Linked DNA regions of Homo sapiens: region 2 is linked to region 1. A link is an interaction called in ENCODE POLR2A ChIA-PET data of the cell type or tissue named here. Cell type or tissue: PC-9. All regions are shown on one strand. Links, peaks and the distances in the headings refer to the core of each region. The heading gives the core; the rest is flanking DNA.

Region 1 (10,044 bases), core at 100-8,099:
TCCATGACCCTCCCTCCCTTCCTCTCTGTGATCACATTGTCTTTCCCTCTCAGACTGGCCTTCCATGAAATCCGTGACGTGCAGTTAACAGTTTGGACTCTACGGGCCAACAATTTGGGTTCTTATTTTAAAATTAAGTTTAAAGTCCCACAACATACAATTACCCATTTTAAAATGTACAGTTCAGGGGCATTTAGTGTATTCACAATATTGTGCAACCATCTCTCTCGTTTCAAAACTTTTTTCGTCGTTCCCGAAGAATACCTCATACACATTGGGTAATCACCACCCCAATCCCCGCCCCCCCAACCCCCTGGCAACCACCAATCTCCTTTCTGTTTCTATGGCTTTGTCTATTCTGGAATTTCACATAAAGGAATCACACAATATGATTTGATGTCTGGCTTCTTTCACTTAGCTTAATGTTTTCAAGGTTCATCCATATTGTAGTATCTATTAGTACTTCACTTCTTTTTATGGCTGAATAACATTCCAGTGGTAATACACCACATTCATTCACTGATAGGCATTTGGGTTGTTTCTGCCTTTTGACTATTATGATTCATGTTGCCATAAACATTCATGTACAAGTTTCTATGCAGATACATCTTTTCATTTCTCTTGGGTATATACCTAGGAGTGAAATTACTGGGTCATATGGTAATTCTATGCTTCATTTTTTTTTAGGAACTGCCAAACTTCTTCCATAGCAGCTGGTGCATTTTACATTCCTACTGGCAATGTACAACAGTTCCTCCTTCTCCACATCCTTGTCGACACTTGTTATTTTCAATTTTTAGAAAAATTATTGTTATAGCTGTCATGGTGGATGTAAAGAGGTATCTCATTGTAGTTTTGATTTGCATTTCCTTGATGACCAAAGATGTTGAATATCTTTTCATGTGATTGTTTGCCATTTGCATATCTTTTTTAGAGAAATGCCTACTCTTATCCCCTGCCATTTAAAAAATTGAGCTGTTTGGTTTTTTGTTGTTGAGGTGTAGGAGTTCTTTATATATGCTGAATATTAACCCCTTATTAAATATGTGATTTGCAAGTATTTTGTTCTGTACATTGTATTTCCACATATTTGATAATGTCCTTTGACGTACAAAAATTTTAAATTTTGATGTAGTCTAATTTATCTATTTTTTCTTTGGTTGCTTATGATTTTGGTGTCAAATCTAAGAATCCATCACCAATTCTGAGGTCCTGAAGATTTATCCTTTATGTATTCTTCTAATAGTTTCATAATTTTTGCTATTCTATTAGGTTTTTGATTGACTGAGATAATTTTGTATATTGAGTGAGGTAGAGGTCCAACCTCATTCTTTTGCATGTGGATATCCAGTTTTCTCCATATTATTTGTTGAAAAGATTATTCTCTCCCTCACTGAATTATCATGGAAAGAAAGACAATTCTTTCCCCCATTAGCACAACTGTCAAAAGTCAATTGAACACAGATATTTGAGTTTATTGCTGGACTTTCAATTCTACTTAATTGGCCTATGTATCTATCTTTATGCCAGTACCACATTGTTTTGATAACTGTAGCTTTCTAGTACATTTTGAAATTGGGAAATGTGTTGTTGGAATTAGTTTGCTAGTATTTTTGTTGATGATCTTTGGATCAATATTCATAAGGGATATAAGTCTGCAGTTTTCTTTTCTTGTGGCATATTTGACCATGATATAAGGGCAATGCTGGCCTCACAGAATGTGTTAGGAAGTGTTTCCTCCTCTTGTATATTTGGGAGAAGTTTGAGTGTTCACTTTCTTCTTCTTCTTCTTTTTTTTTTTTTTTTTACTGTAGTAAAGATACATAACAAAAAAATTTCCATTTTAACAATTTTTAAGTGTAGAGGTCAGTGGCATTAAGTATATTCACACTGTTGTGCAACCATGAATACCATCCGTCTCCAAAATTTTCTTCGTATTCCCAAACTGAAACTCTGTATCCATGAAACAATAATTCCTCATCCATCCTCCCCTGGAAACCACCATTCTACTTACTGTCTCGATGAATTTGACTACTATAGGTAACTTATATAAGTGGAATCATACAGTGTCTGTCCTTTTGTGACTAGCTTATTTCACCTAACATAACGTCTTCAAGGTTTATTCACATTGTAGAATGTGTCAGAACGCTCTTCCTTTTTAAGGCTGAATAATTATAGTCCATTGAATGTTCATACATTGTTTACCCATTCATCTGTTGATGGAAACTGGTGTTCCTTTCTCCTTTTGGCTATTGTGAGTAACACTGCTATGAGCATGTGTGGACATATATCTGTTGAAGTCCCTGATTTGATTTCTTTTGGGTCTATACCAAGAGTACAATTACTGGATCATTCTGTAATTCACTTTTACTACTATTTTGAGGAACTATCATACTATTTTCCACACCACCATTTTACAGTCATACCCACCAGTGCACAAGGGTTGAAATTTCTCCACATTTTTGCCAATATTTATTAATTAATTTAATTAATTTATTAGTTTTTTTTTTGAGATGGAGTCTTGCTCTGTCTCCCAGGCTGGAGTGCAGTGGCGTGATCTCAGGTCACTGCAGCCTCCACCTCCCAGGTTCAAGTGATTCTCTGCCTTAGCCTCCTGAGTACCTGGGATTACAAGTGTATGAGACCACACCCAGCTAATTTTTGTATTTTTAGTAGAGCCAGAATTTCACCATGTTGGCCAGGCTAGTCTCAAACTCCTGGCCTCAACTGATCTGCCTGCCTTGGACTCCCAAAGTGCTGGGATTACAGGCCTGAGCTACTGCACCTGGTCTATTTTCTTTTCTTTTCTGTCTTCTTCTTCTTTTTTTTTTTTTTTTTTTTTTTTTGAGACAGAGTCTCACTCTGTAGCCCAGGCATGATCTCGGCTCACTGCAACTTCCATCTCCTGGGTTCAAGCGATTCTCATGCCTCAGCCTCCTGAGTAGCTGGGATTAGACATGTACCACCAGGCCCAGCTAATTTTTGTATTTTTAGTAGAGACAGGGTTTTGCCATGTTGGCCAAGCTGGTCTTGAACTCCTGAACTTAGGTGATCTGTCTACCTCGGCCTCCAAAAGTGTTGAGATTATAGGTGTGAGCTACTGCACCTGGCCTATTCTCTTTTCTTTTTCTATCTTTTTTTCTTTAGTAATACCAATTCTACTGGGTGTGAAGTGGTATTTCACTGTGGTTTTGATTTGCATTTCCCTAATTATTAGTGATGTTGAATATTTTTTCATGTGCTTATTGGTCATTGTATTTGGAGAAATGGATATTAATCACTTGTCAGATGAATAGTTTGCAATATTTTCTCTGATTCTGCAAGTTGTCTTGTCACTCTGTTGATTATTTCACTGGCTGTGCAGGAGCTTGTTGCAGGAAGTCAGGGACCCTGAACGGAGGGACCGGCTGAAGCCACGGCAGAAGAACATAAATTGTGAAGATTTCATGGACATTTGTTAGTTCCCCAAATTAATACTTTTATAATTTCTTATGCCTGTCTTTACTGCAATCTCTGAACATAAATTGTGACGATTTCATGGACATTTATCACTTCCCCAATCAATACTCTTATAATTTCCTATGCCTGTCTTTACTTTAATCTCTTAATCCTGTCATCTTCGTAAGCTGAGGATGTATGTCACCTCAGGACCCTGTGATGATTGCGTTATCTGTACAAATTGTTAGTAAAACATGTGTGTTTGAACGATATGAAATCTGGTCATCCTAAAAAAGAACAGGATAACAGCGATTTTCAGGGAACAAGGGAGATAACTATAAGGTCCGACTGCCTGCAGGGCTGGGCAGAACAGAGCCATATTTCTCTTCTTGCAGAAAGCGAATAGGAGAAATATTGCTGAATTCTTTTCCCAGCAAGGAATAACCCTGGGAAAGGAATGCATTCCCAGGGGTAGGCCTACAGACTGCTGCTCTGGGATTGTGTGCCTTATGTGGTTGACGACCAGGGATGAAATACGCCCTGGTCTCCTGCAGTGCCCTCAGGCTTGCTGGGATTAGGAAACTTCAGCCTGGCAAATTCTAGTCAGACCGGTTGTCTGCTCTCAAACCAGGTTTCCTGTTAAGATGTTTATCAAGACAATGAGTGCCTAGTGGGACATGGAACCTCATCAGTAATTCTAATTTCACCCTGGCCTTGTGATCTTGCTCTGCCTCTCTGCCCTTGTGATCTTTTATTGCCCTTTGAAGCATGTGCTCTTTGTGTCTTACTCCCTGTTTGTACCCCTCTCCCCTTTTGAAATCCCTAATAAAAACTTGCTGGTTTTGCAGTTCAAGGGGCATCACAGAACCTACCAATAGGTGATGTCACCCCCGGAGGCCCAGCTGTAAAATTTCTCTCTTTTGTACTCTTTCTCTTTATTTCTCAGACCAGCCGACACTTAGGAAAAATAGAAAAGAACCTATGTTGAAATACTGGGGGCTGGTTCCCCCCATAGGAGCTATTTACTTATTTTTACTTATTCAGTTCCTTTTTTTAAATTCAATCCCTTTGCCCATTTCTTTCTTATAAATTTTTGTTTTGCTTTCATTATTTTTTTAATTGACATGTAATAATTGCATATATTTATGGGGTACAGTATAATATTTTGATACATGTATACAAATGTGTAATGATCAAATCACAGTAATTAGCATATCCATCACCTCAAACACTTATTTCTGTGTTGGGAGCATTCAAAATTTGCTCTCCTATTTGAAAATATTTGAAATATTTGAAAATATTCAACAAACTGTTGTTAATTATAGTCACCCTACAGTGATACAGAAGACTCAAACTTATTTCACCTGTCTAGCTGTACTTTTGTATCCGTTCACCAACCTTTGGCTATCCCCCATCCTCCTAACCTTCCCTGCCTCTAGTAACCACTATTCCACTCTCCACTTCTATGAGAGCAATTTTTTTTTAGCTTCCACATATGAGTGAGAACATGCAATATTTATCTTTCTGTGCCTGACTTATTTACCTTAACATAATGACCTCCAAGCTCATCCATGTTGCCACAAGCGGCAGAATTTCATTCTTTTTATGGCTAAATAGTATTCCATTGTGTATAAGGAAAATATTTTAAAAATCCATTCATGTGTGGATGGACACTTAAGTTGATTCCATATCTTGGCTACTGTGAATAGTATGGCAATAAACATGAGAGCCCAGATATCTCTGACATAATTGATTTCCCTCCGTTTGGATATATACCCAGTAGTGGAATTGCTAGATCACACACAGTAGTTCTATTTTCAGTTTTTTGAGGAGGCTTCCTACCAAGAGTGTATAAGAGTTCTCCTTTCTCTCCATTCTCATGAGTATTTGTTATTTTTTTTGTGTGTTTTTGATAACAGCCATTCTAACTGGGGTGAGATGGTATCTCACTGTGGTTTTGATTTGCATTTCCCTGATGATTAGAGATGTTGAGCACTTTTTCTTATACCAGCTGGCCATTTGTATGTCTTCTTTTGAGAGATGTCTATTCAGTTCATTTGCCCATTTATTAATCTGATTTTTTTTTTTTTTTTTTTTTTTTTTTTTTTTTGCTGATGGGTTGAGTTTCACCTTGTATATTTTGGATATTAATAGCTTGTCAGATAAATAGTTTGCAATATTTTCTCTGATTCTGCAAGTTGTCACTCTGTTGATTATTTCATTGGCTGTGCAGAAGCTTTTTACTGAAATGCAACCCCATTTGTCTATTTGTGCTTTGGTTGCCTGTGCTCTTGAGGTCTTCTCCATACAATTTTTGCCCAGACCAATATCCTGAAGTGTTTTCCCTGTATTTTATTCTAGTAGATTCATGGTTTTGAGTCTTACATTTAAGTCTTTGATCCATTTTGAGTTGGCTTTTGTAAATAGCGAGAGATAGGGGTTGAGCTGCATTTTTCTGCATGTGGATATCTAGTTTCCCTACCATCGTTTATTGAAGAGACTGTCCTGCTCCAATAAATGTTCTTGGTGCTTTTGTTAAAAATCAGTTGGCTGTAAATACAAATACTTATTTCTGAGTTCTCTATTCTATTCCATTGGTCTATGTTTCTGTTTTTATGCCAGTACCATGCTGTTTCAAAGTTTGGTAGTGTGATGCCTCCAGCTTTCTTCTTGTTGCTCAAGATTATTTAAGCTATCCAGGGTCTTTTGTGGTTCTGTATTAATTTTAGGATTTTTTTTATATTTCTATGAAGAATGTCATTGGTATTTTGATAGGGATTGCATTAAATCTGCATGGTCCTTTTCACAATATTAATTCTTCCAATCCATGAGCATCAAATGTCTTTCTATTTTTTGTGTGTCCTCTTCAGTATCTTTCATCAATGTTTTATAGTTTTCTTTGTAGAGATCTTTCACTTCCTTAGTTATTTCTTTTGTAACTATTGTAAATGAGACTGATTTCTTTTCTGCTAGTTTGTTGTTGGTATACAGACACACTACTGATTTTTGTACATTGATTTTACTGAATTACTTTATGAGTTCTAAGGATTTTTTGGTGGAGCTTTTAGGGTTTTCTATATATAAGACATGTTGTCTGCAAACAGGAACAATTTGACTTCCTTCTTTCCAGTTTGGATGCGGCTTATTTTTTTTCTTACATAACTGCTCTGGCTAGAACTTCCAGTACTATGTTGAATAAAAGTTGTGAAAGTGGGTATCCTTTCTTGTTGTAGATCTTTTCCCCATTCAGTATGATGTTGGCTGTGGGTTTGTCATATACAACCTTTATTGTGTTGAGGTATCTTCCAACCTAACTTGTTGAGTTTTCACTATGAAGGGATGTTGAATTTTATCAAATATTTTTTTCTGTGTCTATTGAGATGATAATATTGTTTTTGTCCTTCATTCTGTTGATGTAATGTATTATGTTGATTACTGGTTTACTTATGTTGAACCATCCTTACATCCCAGGAATAAATCCCATTTGATCACAGTGAATTAAAATGTGCTGCTGGATTCAGTTACTACTAATTACTACAAAATACTATTTTTCTTGAGAATTTTTCCATCTACGATCATCAGAAATATTGGCCTATAGTTTCCTTTTTCTTTCTAGTGTTTTTTGTTTTTGTTTCTGTTTCTGCTGTGTCCTTCTCTGGTTTTTATATTAGGGTAATGCTAGTCTTGTAGAATGAGTTTAGAAGAATTCCCTCCTCTTCAATTTTCTAGAAGAGCTTGAGAAGAACAGGTGTTAGTTCTTCTTTAAATGTTTGGCAGAATTCTCTAGTGAAGCACCCTGGGCTTTTCTTTGATGGGATTTTTTTTTTTTTTTTTTTTTTTTTTTTTTTTTTTGAGACGGAGTTTTGCTCTTGTTGTCCAGGCTGGAGTGCAATGGCGCGATCTCCGGTCACTACAACCTCTGCCTCCCAGGTTCAAGAAAGTCCCCTGCCTCAGCCTCCTGAGTACTTGGGACCACAGGCGTGCACCACCACGCCTGGCTAATTTTTTTTTTTTGTATTTTAGTAGAGACGGGGTTTCACTATGTTGGCCAGGATGGTCTCGATCTCCTGACCTCATGATCTGCCTGCCTTGACCTCACAAAGCGCTGGGATTACAAACGTAAGCCACCATGCCCGGCCGATGGGAGATTTTTAAATTACAGATTCAATCTCATTACAGTAATTGGTCTGTTCAGGTTTTCTTTTCTCCTTGGTTCAATCTTGGTGGGTTCCATGCATCCAGGAATTTATCCATTTCCGCTAGGTTTTCTAATGTGTTGGTGTACAGTTGTTCATAATAGTCACTAATGATCCTTTGTATTTCTATGATATTAGTTGTAATGTCTCCTTTTTTACTTCTGAATTATTTATTTGCATATTTTCTTGCTTAATCTAGCTAATGGTTTGTCAATTATCTTTTCAAAAAAACAATTTTTTTTTTTTTGAGACAGAGTCTGGCTTTGTCACCCAGGCTGGAGTGCAGTGGCATAATCTCGGCTCACTGCAACTTCCGCCTCCTGGGTTCAAGCAATTCTCCTGCCTCAGCCTCCCAAGTAGATGGGCTTACAGGTGCCCGCCAACATAACTGGCTAATTTTTATACTTTTAGTAGAGATGGGGTTTCACCATGTTGGCCAGGCTGGTCTTGAACTCCTAACCTCAAGTGATCCACTTGCCACGGCCTCCCAAAGTGCTGGGATTACAGGTGTGAGCCACCGCACCTGGCTATATTTTCATTTCGTTGATCTTTTGTAATGTTTTCATCTCAATATTGTTTCTTTTTGCTCTTGTTCTGATCTTTATTATTTTTGTTCCTCTACTAATTTTCGGCCTGGTTTGGGTTTTATTCCTAGTTCCTTGAGATGCATCATTAAGTCATTTATTTGAAATCTTTGTGTGTTTCTGATGTAGGCTTTTATTGCTATAAAATTCCCATTTCATACTGCTTTTACTGTATCCCATAAGTTTTGGCATGCTATGTTTCTTCTCCACCTACCCTGCCCCTGGTTCAAGTTATCATGACATGTGTTTCTATTTTTATTGTTTCAATATTTTTTTCTTCTCTTTTTCTGTCTTTTTTTTTTTTTTTTTTTTTTTTTTGAGACGGAGTCTCACTCTGTCACCAGGCTGGAGTGCAGTGGTATGATCTCGGCTCACTGCAACCTCCGCCTCCTGGGTTCAAGCAATTCTCCTGCCTCCGCCTCCCAAGTAGCTGGGACTACAGGCGCGTGCTACCACACACGGCTAATTTTTGTATTTTTAGTAGAGACGGGGTTTCACCATGTTGGCCAGGATGGTGTCGATCTCTTGACCTCGTGATCCACCCACCTCGGCCTCCCAAAGTGCTGGGACTACAGGCGTGAGCCACTGTGCCCAGGCTTCTTTTTCTCTTTTCTTTTTTTTCTTTTTCTTTTTTTTTTTTTTTTTTTGAGACAGAGTCTTACTCTGTCACCCAGACTGGAGTGCAGTGGTGCAATCTTGGCTCACTGCAAACTCTGCCTCCCAGGTTCAAGTGATTCTCCTGCCTCAGCCTCCTGAGTACCTGGGATTACAGGCACCCACCACCATGCCCGCTAATTTTTATGTTTTAAGTAGAGACAGGGTTTCACCATGTTAGCCAGGCTGGTCTCGAACTCCTGACCTCAAATGATCTGCCCGCTTCAGCCTCCCAAAGTGCTGGGATTACAGGCGTGAGCTACTGTGCCAGGCCAAATTGTAAAACTGCCTTCTTAATTTCTTCCTTGGCCCATTTGTCTTTCAGGAGAATGTTAATTTTCATGAATTTGTACAATTTCAAAAGCTCCCCTTGTTACTGATTTCTAGTTTTATTTTATTATTGTTAGAAAAAATACTTGATACAATTTCAATTATTTTACATTTGTTGAGACTTGTTTTGTGGCCTAACATCTGATCTCTCCTAGATTATCTTCCATGTGATGAAGCAGCTAATGTGTACCATGCAATGGTTGGATGAAAAGTTCTGGAAATGTCTGTTAGGTCCATTTGGACTAAAAGGCACTTTAAAGCCAATGTGGGTTTTTTGTTGTTGATTTTCTGTCTAGATGATCTGTTCAATGCGGAGCATAGGGTACGGAAATCCGCAAATGACACTGTGCTGGAATCTATCTCTCTTTTTGGATCTAATAATATTTGTTTTGTATGTCTGGGTGCTCTACTGTTGGGTCCATATATATTGACAATTGTTGTATTTTCTTGCTGAATTGATTCCTTTATCATTATATAATGACATTCCTTGCCCTAAAATTTTTTTTCTTAAAGAGATGGGGTCTTGGTATGTTGCCCAGGCTGGAGTGTAGTGGCTACTCACAGGTGTAATCACAGCACACTACCACCTTGAACTCCTGGACTCAAGCAATCTTTCCACCTCAGCCTCCCAAGTTGCTGGGACTACAAGTATGCACCACCACACTGGGCTTCTTTTCAGAGTTTTTGACTTAAAGCCTGCTTTGTCTGATGTAAGTATAGCACTCCTGCTCAATTTGGTTTCTGTTTACGTGGAGTATGTTTTTCATCCCTTTACTTTCACTCTATATGTGTCCTTATAGATGATGTGAGCTTCTTGTAGGCAGTATATAGTTGGGTCATTT
Region 2 (10,044 bases), core at 758-8,757, 510 kb after region 1:
TCCCACATTGATACATGCTCAGTGTTGATGCTGGGATGGGCCCTTCCCAACTCCGCAAGTTCGCCCGCTGCTCACCACTCCACCTGGCAATGCCTTCTGTCCCTGCCATGGTGCGGGTCATTTCAGCCGGTTCTCAACAAGACTCAGGGTCCGGCCAGCCTGTGACTGAATGTTACCTTGAATCCTCTCAGCACCCTTTATAATCAGGAGAGGAGATAACTGCCGTTAAGAACAGCCGTTTGGAAAGGGGGTGTTGGGCTGATGCTCCTGGTCAGCCCATTCTCTGTGGGCACGGCAGGATGCCCATTCTCTGAGGGCACAGCAGGACGAGTTGCGCTGGGGCTGCTGCCTTACACAACCCCCTGCTACAGGAGGTGGGCCTGGGGTGGCTCAGGACTGATCAGGCTCAGCCATCTTTGGTTTGCCAACATGGGGTTTTAGAACCCAGCAGGTGTTGGGCCTCTTGTGCTGGGTCAGCACCCCAGGCCCCGAGCAGAAGTCAGAGCTGGCCAGTGTGGGCCTGACATCCTGTCTGGCTGGGTGCTGTGTGTCCGTCTGGATCCTGGTCTGTGGCCTCCTGTGATCCAGCTCTTTGTGGTGGGGTCACCCTGTCTTTGTTGACTGGCTGGGTGCTGTGCGTCCGTCTGGATCCCAGTCTGTGGCCTCCCTGTGGTCCGGCTCTTTGTGGTGGGGTCACCCTGTCTTTGTCAGGCCTGGGCTATTGCTTTGCTTTCCTGGCACTGTGTCAGCTCAGCCCCCACAAAAGGGGCCTCTTGGCAAAGGGGTGTTTTCCTGTTCTGTCTTCAGAAGCCAGCAGTGTCTGAAACTTGCCTCTGTCTGGTGGGACCTCACCAACATCTTCCCATGTCCTGATCCTTCCCCGTTTTAACCAAGTCTCCTCAGGGTCTGGCTTCGGAGAACGGGGTTGGTGGGGTGGTTTATGCAGCTTCTTTACTCCGTGATGCAGCAGGGCTGGGGCTGCCCACGCTTGCCTCTGAGCAGCCAGTGCACATGCCTTTGAGGCTCCGTTCTTGGTAGAACTCTCCCGTTGTAGGCATCTGGCCTACTCAAGCAGGAGGAGTTTTTAGACGGACGTAGGGCAGCTCCCGGTATGGAAGGGGAAGTGGACCGACGGGGCAGTAATGGGCACCTCTGCAGGTCAAGGGCAAGGAGAGGGGCCGCCTCGCTTTGCACAGGGGCCTGACCTGGGCCCTGTCTCCTGCCTACTGTGTGCCTGTCAGTCCCAGGTGCTGGGGAGAGGGTGATAGATGAGGCCATGCTTACGGGTTAGTGGGAAGATGAGACACAATATTTACTGTCAGGTGGTGAAAAGCACATGCAGCAGGGATGGGCCAAAGGAGACTCAAACTCGGGCTGGGTGTCCTGGGCAGGATGGCACTCTATGGAGTCATTGCATCGTCTGCTGTGTGCTGGCCCCGTTTGGCCAGAGTGCACTCAAGTGTCTGCTTCTTTCTTTAAGGGAGCAAAGCTTGTATTGGCTTGCAATTCAGCAGCTGCCTACAGACCCTATAGAAGAACAGTTTCCTGTCCTAAATGTGACCCGGTATTATAATGCCAACGGGGATGTAGTGGAAGAGGAGGAGAACTCTTGCACCTACTATGAGTGCCACTACCCTCCCTGCACAGTGATTGAGAAGCAGGTGGGTGTGCTGCAGTGCGGTCGCGTCCCTGGCACCTCTACCCTGTAGCCCAGCCTTGGTTTGGGATCTTGCCCTCCACCGCGGGGTCCCATTCCCCAGAGACCGCTTAGCACCTCTTGGGCTTTTCCACCAGAGTGGTCTCCCTTTGCCCTTGTGCTGGCCTGACCAGGGCCCAGGCCCTCCAGCCTTGGTACGTGGTGTTTTGCTGGGTCCGTCAGATTGTCCGTAAGACGCAGCCTTTGCCCCACACTGCGTCCCAGGCATGATGGTGAAGCCACAGGTGTTCTGTATTTCAGCTCCGGGAGTTCAACATCTGTGGGCGCTGCCAGGTGGCCCGGTACTGCGGCTCCCAGTGCCAGCAGAAGGACTGGCCTGCCCACAAGAAGCACTGTCGGGAGAGGAAGCGTCCCTTCCAGCATGAGCTTGAGCCAGAGCGATGACGGGCAGGGGAGCCACACATACTCACAGCCCCCGGGCTCTACCCTGGGCACAGCAGAGACAGACTGGTGGTTGAACCTGGAGGTGCCAAAAAAGCCAGCTGCGGGCCCAGGACAGCTGCCGTGAGACTCCCGATGTCACAGGCAGTCTGTGTGGTTACAGCGCCCCTCAGTGTTCATCTCCAGCAGAGACAACGGAGGAGGCTCCCACCAGGACGGTTCTCATTATTTATATGTTAATATGTTTGTAAACTCATGTACAGTTTTTTTTGGGGGGGAGGCAATGGGAAGGGTAGAAATTACAAATAGAATCATTTGCTGTAATCCTTAAATGGCAAACGGTCAGGCCACGTGACTAAAAACTGTCCTGTTGTCGAAGCTTCTCCCCTGGGCCGCCGGGAGCCCCGTGGAGCGCGGCCTGCACGGGAGTTGTGTCCACAAAGGCAAAGTAAAGGGGTGGAATCATCTGGCCTCTCGGACATTCTCTGCTCCGCCTCCCTCTTGTGCTGCTTAGGGTGAGGTCATTTTGAGTGGAGCCGAGTCCTTGTGGGTGAGGCAGGAGGACCCTTGTTCCTGGTGGGCCCTTCTGAGGAGCGGGTGAGCTCAGACCTTCCTGAGTCCAGCAGGGAGTATGAGTGAGACTCTGTCCTTGTCTTGCGGCAGGAGTGGTGGGGTTGCTAAGTCAGCTGCCCGCTGTTTTATGGGGAGTAGGATGCTCTCGCCCCTGACATTGGTTAGTTCTTGCCTGATTTATGCATGAAGTGGCTGGGAGCTCAGCAGTGAGCTTCTGCCCAGAAGAATCCACAGGGCATGTTCAGCAGGCCTGCTGCAGATGGTGGAGGGGGCTGGCCAGCCAGGGTGAGGTGAGGGTCTCACTTCTCCGTCCGTCTGCAGGGCTGTGGTTTCCAGGATAGCCCTCCCTCTCCTTGGGGAGCCCCAGGTGTCTGGGGCTGGTCAGCATCTTGTACCCATAGAGCTGCCCCAGGGAAACATGCCAGGCTGTGTGGCTGGGATCCTGCCTGTCTCCAGGTGCGCCCAGCCAGAGGCCTTGCTTCTTGGGAGCTGGAAGCCTGGCCAGTCCGACTCTGACCTGTCTGGTCTGGTCCGGTCCGACCCTGTGTTGGTCCCACAGGTTGCTGCTACACTTTCCCTTCTTGAAGCTCCACTGCCATGTTCCAGGACACCCTGTGTGTTCTCATTGCTGCCCCTGGCTGGGCTGGCTTTTGTCTGTAAGCAAAACTTCCAGTACCTTTTCTGGCAGTACCCTGGGGGCTCCTGAAGAACAGGACTGCTGAAAATGGGTGATATCAACAAACTCCGCAGGATTTCCTGGAGCTTAGAGAACTGCATGTGCCCACATCAGGCCCTGAGAAGCCCCCTTAGCTGCTGCAAAGGTTGGGGACATTTTTTGCTGAGTAGGTGAAAGCTGCCAGGGAGGGGGACATATGTGTCCCTAGAGATGGCGGGTCAGCAGGTTGGGGTTTGGGGCAGTCTTCAGGCCTGGAGCCCCGAGTGCCCTCAGGCAGCCTGCTTTCAGATAGAGTCTGAGGATGAGCACGGAGTGCAGGGGTCCCCTTTACCTGCATCCAGGGGTGTGGCCATGTTGCCCCTGACCAGCAGGGCTGCTTTGTTTGGCAGTCATTCATCAGAAAAGTGCACTGAAAGAAGCGCCCAGGGCCTCCCACCTGTGAGACACCACGCTGGGGAAGGGGGCGGTGCAGGTTCTAGGTTTGCATGTGGCAGCTCCTCCAGGCCTCACCCCAGCAGGTGGCACCGTGAGGGTGGGACGGGCCCCACCACTGCTTCCCTCTCACCTGATACCCAATCCTCTGGTCATCTTTCCCGTTCCGTGGCCCCGACTTCTTGGTCTTCGTAGCCAGGTATCTAAGACGTCCTGTGAGGACATCCAGATGGCTGCAATGTGGGGCTGCTTCTAAAGCTTGTTTGGAGTGTGGTGTGTTGGGATGCGCACCTGGTCACTCTCCCTCCCCCGCAGAGGTGTGTGGTTGAGGCCCTTTTGGAATGCCCTGCTGCCTTCCTGGCCAGCCTTTTCTGCGCCTCTGTCTCTGTGGTGGTCTGAGCTGTTGGCTCTCTGCCATGTCTTTAGCCACAGCCCTGCTTGAAGCCCTGAGGCTGAATACCCAGGCACCCGTATATTTCAGTCAAGTCCGCCTTAGCTTCCTGGAGCTGCCGCAACAAAGCAGCGCGAGCTGTGCAGCCTGAAGCAGCGGGAATTCACAGTCTAGGCTCTGGAGGCCGGAGTCTCAGATGAAGGCGCAGGCAAGGGCCCTCAGGTGCGGACGCCTCCTCCCTGCCAGGTGCCTTGCCTGCCTCCCTGTGCTCTGCACAGCAATGGCCCTGCAAGTCTTCTGCATCAGCTTTCTCTTCTGCGGACTCCTGCTCCTCTGGGTCAGGGCCCACGCCTGCTGCTTCTGAGAGCCCCTGTTTGTTAAGGATGCTCTCTGAGGTGCTGGGGTCTTCAGTCCATTGTTTTTTGGGGGGCACAGTTCAACCTGTAACGGCCCAAGGGGTTCTTCCTGCCCGCTGCACACATTCAGACCGTGGATTGCAATAAAGAAAAAAAGTTTAGGGCCGGGCGCAGTGGCTCACACCTGTAACCCCAGCACTTTGGGAGGCCGAGGCGGGTGGATCACGAGGTCAGAAGATCGAGACCATCCTGGCTAACACGGTGAAACCCCGTCTCTACTAAAAATACAAAAAATTAGCTGGGCGTGGTGATGCGCGCCTGTAGTCCCAGCTACTGGGGAGGCTGAGGCAGGAGAATGGCTTAAACCCGGGAGGCGGAGCTTGCAGTGAACTGAGATCGCGCCACTGCACTCCAGCCTGGGTGACAGAGCAAGACTCCGTCTCAAAAAAAAAAAACAAAAAAATTAATAGACACGGGCCGGCCAGGCCACATGTGAGATGGAGTTCGTCCTCAGATCATCTTGTCCAAAGCTCCTAGGTTAGGGGTTTTTTCAAAGGCAGTTTTGGGGGAGGGGGGCGGCGGCCAGGCGACTGGTGCTGATAATCATAGGGGTCGGAGCCGTCCACCTGCTGAGCCGCTTCTGGGGGGTCCTGATGCAGCCACGGGTGTCAGACAAGCAAAGACCCTGGAAGGCGGTCTCTGAGGGGCAGCTCCGCCATGGCGGGTTCACAGGAGGCAGGCAGAGCGCGCCTGCGGCCTCGGGGTGCTGGGCTTAGTGGGGCGCGGGCTCCTCATCAGCTTTACGAAGGCGTTGATTCCGGGGCAAGGCCTGTCATGGAAACTGCAGCCTAAATGTTAAGTCAGCGCGGCCCGATGGCCAGGAGTAACCGGGAGGGCGCCACGGGGTGCGCTACCGCAGCTCGCTGTTGGGGTTTTTCTCAGTGATAGAAATTTTGCAGAGGCGGCTTCAAACCTACGGCTCTGTCACTAACTTGCCGTCTCCAAACCTGCTTTGTGGAGGAGCGGATTTCCCGAAGCCTTCGGTCTCTACGGCCCCGCAGGGAGCAGCGCGTCTGACGCCTGAAGCCCGCCGCGGTCAGCCGGCCGACAGGGGGCGTGGGAGCCTGGCTTCCCAGGGGCGTCCACGGAGGCCAAGGCCCTGCCGGATGTCCCGCCCCGGCACCCCGGAAGGAGTCGCGAGAGAGGCGGCCCGCGCTGACGGTGTCCCTGGGGCTCTGCGCTCGTCCGGCCGGCCCCGGCCTCGCCGCCCCGCGCAGTACCCAGCCCGGCCCCGCCGACCCGCCTCTACTGCCGGCTCCGCGCCCTTCCCCGAGGGCTGGATGATGGGCTGTTTCGCCCTGCAAACGGTGGACACCGAGCTGACCGCGGACTCGGTGGAGTGGTGCCCGCTGCAAGGCTGCAGGCACCTGCTGGCGTGCGGGACCTACCAGCTGCGGCGGCCGGAGGACCGGCCTGCCGGCCCCCAGAACAAGGTGCGCGCGCCGCGGCTTCGGGAGGGGAGGGCGGGGCCGGCCACGAGGTTGAGGCCGAAAGGCGCACCGAATCGCCCAGGAGATGAAGAGGGGATATTGGCCCTTTGGCCAGGAGGTAGGCTGGAAACAGTTTAGAATCTTTTTAAAAAAATTGTTCTCGGCCGGGCGCAGTGGCTCACGCCTGTAATCCCAGCACTTTGGGAGGCCGAGGCGGACGGATCACGAGGTCAGGAGATCGAGACCATCCTGGCTAACATGGTGAAACCCCGTCTCTACTAAAAAAATACAAAACAATTAGCCGGGCGTGGTGGCGGCGCCTGTAGTCCCAGCCACTCGGGAGGCTGAGGCAGGAGAATGGCGTGAACCCGGGAGGCAGAGCTTGCAGTGAGCCGAGATCGCACCACTGCATTCCAGCCTGGGCGATACAGCAAGACTACATCTCAAAAAAAAGAAATTACTTTTTTCTGAGACAAGGTCTTGCACTGTCACCCAGGCTGGAGTGCAGCCTCGGACTCCAGGGCTCAGGGCATCCTCCCGCCTCAACCCCCTGAGTAGCTGGCACCACAGGCACGAGCCACCGCCCCCGGCCAACTTTAAAATCTTGAGAGCAGAACGTCTTCTATATACAGGTGTGGCCCAAGGGAATGGGTGGAATGTACAGTAAAGAGAAAGTGGGAATTATATCTTAACTTCTGGTGGGTACATATTAGGATCCAAATTGGGCACTGGAACAACAGGCGTAAGTCAGGACTGTCCCAGGCAAACTGGGTTCTGTGGTTACCCTAGCCATAGCTGGTCCCTGTTGGCCGGTTTAGAAGGAGCCTTCTCTACTGGGTCCAGGAGTGTTCACCTACTCATTAATAGACGTTTCTCCAGCTCAGAAAACCAGAGGTTCTCCTTCCAGGCAGAATTCCACTCCTTTAGTCATGGCAAACCTTTGAGTTCCTTGGATCCCTTTTCCCATCCTTTGGGTTCCTTCGTGTCTTGGGATAATCAGAGACTACCTCTGCATTTTTTGTAGGGTGGAATGGAAGTTAAGGAGCCTCAGGTCCGTTTAGGCCGTCTCTTCCTGTACAGTTTCAATGACAACAACTCTATTCACCCTCTGGTCGAGGTCCAAAGAAAAGATACTTCTGCAATCCTGGACATGAAATGGTATAACTGTGATAATCCCACTGGGTGTAGAATTTGTCATGAGTAGCAATCAGGGAAGCCTGATGCCTGATGCCTTCAACAAGACAGGCATTGCATCTCAACTTTGGATTTGTTTCTTTGCTGTCCCGCCTATCTTCCACCTGGGGAGTGCTTTACCTGGGGCTTATTTCCTTTGTCATGTTCCAGCCGGGGAAGTGATGGGAGTTTTCTGACTTCATAACCTGGGGCGTCTTTTGTTTGAGAACACAGTTGTAGGCTCTAGCCCACTTTTGGAGCTGAGATTTAAATGCAGTGGTGTGTGGCATAATTATGTTTTGGTCAACAATGGAGCACGTATACCATGGTGGTGCCTTAACGTAATGGAGATGCCCTATACAGGTGTACCAGTTTTTATCCTTTTTAATTTTTTTTTTTTTGAGGCAGGGTTTTGTTCCGTTGCCCAGGCTGGAATGCAGTCACGTGATCATAGCTCACTGCAGCCTTGAACTCCTGGGCTCAAGCAATTCTCTGTCTCAGCCTCTCGAGTAGCTGAGACTTCAGACTTCAGGTAGATGCCACCATGCCTCTTTTTTTTTTTTTTGAGACGGAGTCTCGCTCTGTCGCCCGGGCTAGAGTGCAGTGGCGCGGTCTCGGCTCACTGCAAGCTCCGCCTCCTGAGTTCACGCCATTCTCCTGCGTCAGCCTCCCTAAGAGCTCGGTCTACAGGCGCCCGCCACCACACCCGGCTTATTTTTTTGTATTTTTAGTAGAGACGTGGTTTCACCATGTTATTAGGATGGTCTTGATCTCCTGACCTCGTGATCCACCCGCCTCAGCCTCCCAACGTGCTGGGATTACAGGCGTGAGCCACGACGCCTGGCCTTACCACACCTCATTTTTGTTTGTTTGTTAGTTTGTAGAAACAGGGTCTTGCTATGTTGCTCAGGCTGGTTTCGAACTCCTTACCTCAAGTCATCCTCCTACCTCAGCTTCCCAAAGTGTTGGGGTTACAAGTGTGAGCCACCATGCCCGGCCACCTGTTTTTTATCCTTTATATTGTATTCTTACTGTATCTTTTCTATGTTTAGATATACAACCACTTCCTGTTGTGTCACACTTGCCTGCAGTAACATGCTGTAAGGTTTGTGGCATAGGAGCAGTGGGCCATACCATATAATCAAGGTGTGTAGTAGGATGTCCCAGCTGGGTTTGCGTGGACTGCAGCCCCGTTGTTAAGGGAAGCGTGACTGTGGTTACCGGGACGCACAGTGCACGCCTGTGCTCCGGGCACATTGGTGTGCTTATGGTGGGCCCTCTCCTCAGGTGTCACATCCCGGTGGCTGGACATGCCCTCTTGGGCTTGGCAGATGCCAGTGGATCCATACAACTGCTCCGCCTGGTGGAATCTGAGGTCAGTGACTTGCACTTGTTCTGTGGGGCAGAAGGGACCTGAATAGAGAGGGTTGGGGAGGAGGCTGTGCTGATACAGACATTTTTCTAAAACGATCTCTCTTCAATGGTGAGCTATATATAAACGTTCTAAGATAATGTGGAGTCTATTTTTAAGTTGTATTGCGTTCTACATCCAACTCCAAGAGGAAGTCACCTCATGTGTCACCAGCAGAAGGGCTGAAGTGACAGGATGTTCATTGACCTGTCAGTGGATCTGAAAGTTCTCTAAGGAGAGCCTGGGCAAGCATTCTTAGGTTGATGCTGGGGCCCAGAGTAGCAGTGAGCATCCTGTGTGAAGATGGCATTTCTCACTGATTATTGGAAAAGCACGTGAGTCCTGTGTGAATTTTTCCGAGTTTCTCACAGTGCTCTGGAGCCATGCATTAACAAAGTGACTTCATCTGATAGCTGTCGGGGAGGAGAACGGGGATGTCCCGTAGTGGGGTGATGTAAACAGCCTGAAACCACGCCCTCACTCCGATGCAGATGCTGCAGGCGGGGCTGGGCCAACCGAGGGCCTGTGTAGGAAAAGGCCTTGCTTAAGGCAGCTTAGAGCAGTTGCCCTGTCTTAGAAAGGAGGGAAAGAGCAGCCACAGGAAAGCTGTGGGCCCAAGGGAGGAGTGCATGAACCCAGGAAAGGGCTTTGGTACAGCAGCCTGCTGGGAGCAGGGATGGAGTTAAGCACTGGCCAGGCTGTTTAGGAAATGAAATTTATATAGATCTGCATAAAGAGCAACCACGTTCTCATGGCTGCTCGCGGCTTCTGAAGTGGAAACCAGAGGAGTTTCCCCATTGTCTCTGTCTCGGGAGGCGAGTGTTCCAGTGGCCCTGGAGGCCTGGGGTGGGAAACTGTGTGTGCCACTGTGGTCTGGAGCCTGCACAGGCATCTCGACAGCATCTAGGAGCGCAAGGATGGCAAGGGGGTGTGAAAGGGAGGGAGACCATGCCCCAAGATCAAGCCTGTGGGAAAGTTGTCCTGCAAGTGTGAGGAGTGTGAGCTCCAGTGTCCCCAGGTCTTCTCGGGGCCCCTAGCAGGGGTTTCAGTGTTAGGTGGAGGTGTGACTCAGTGACTGATGTACTTCATTCGCATAGGTTGTAAATGAGGGAACGATGACTTCCCTGCAGGAGAGGAAAAGTCTTTTGGGGGTTCTGGGGCGGCTACTTCCCTTTGATGGAGTTTCTTCTTCTCCAGTAGAAGAGCCACGTGCTGGAGCCATTGTCCAGCCTTGCCCTGGAGGAGCAGTGTCTGGCTTTGTCCCTAGATTGGTCCACTGGGAAAACTGGAAGGTAAGGGCCAGGCTTGGTCAGGGGTCCTGAGTCTTTCTCTGAGAACCACTTCCACTTTTCAGGCTAGAGGGCTCCAGCCACCTTCAGCGAGCTGCGACTGTGCTCCTCAGCCCTGACATCATCACTGCCAGTCCTATTATGAAAAAAAGGTC

What was found. Peaks named below come from ENCODE experiments on the same cell type or tissue, not always from the same donor. Only the 100,000 strongest peaks of a DNase experiment are listed, where the experiment ranks them.
Region 2: POLR2A ChIA-PET joins it to region 1 with 12 read pairs; 2 of 35 experiments call an interaction of 5 or more read pairs at or near these places.

What each region holds. Positions count from the first base shown.
Region 1 is chr9:138,086,206-138,096,249 of GRCh38, reverse strand. All of the region lies in intron 36 of CACNA1B (calcium voltage-gated channel subunit alpha1 B), which reads right to left. Among named protein-coding and RNA genes, the nearest start is that of FAM157B, 130 kb to the left of the region's middle. In PC-9, for the core only: no CTCF peak of the experiment used is centred there; no DNase peak of the experiment used is centred there; H3K27me3 peaks cover 1,805 bases.
Region 2 is chr9:137,574,600-137,584,643 of GRCh38, reverse strand. DPH7 (diphthamide biosynthesis 7) reads left to right here and starts at 5,719. Exons shown (of 9, transcript NM_138778.5): 1 at 5,719-6,019; 2 at 7,041-7,174; 3 at 8,477-8,564; 4 at 9,801-9,892. The coding sequence starts at 5,867. ZMYND19 (zinc finger MYND-type containing 19) reads left to right here. Exons shown (of 6, transcript NM_138462.3): 5 at 1,481-1,661; 6 at 1,958-2,563. The coding sequence ends at 2,101. RefSeq lists enhancers at 5,314-5,373, 4,468-5,439, 8,174-8,983, 8,913-9,207 and a silencer at 5,624-6,033. In PC-9, for the core only: CTCF peaks have their summits at 2,067, 2,268, 5,414 and 5,614 (motif pointing right); DNase peaks (open chromatin) are centred at 5,693 and 6,023; H3K4me3 peaks cover 2,336 bases; H3K27ac peaks cover 759 bases.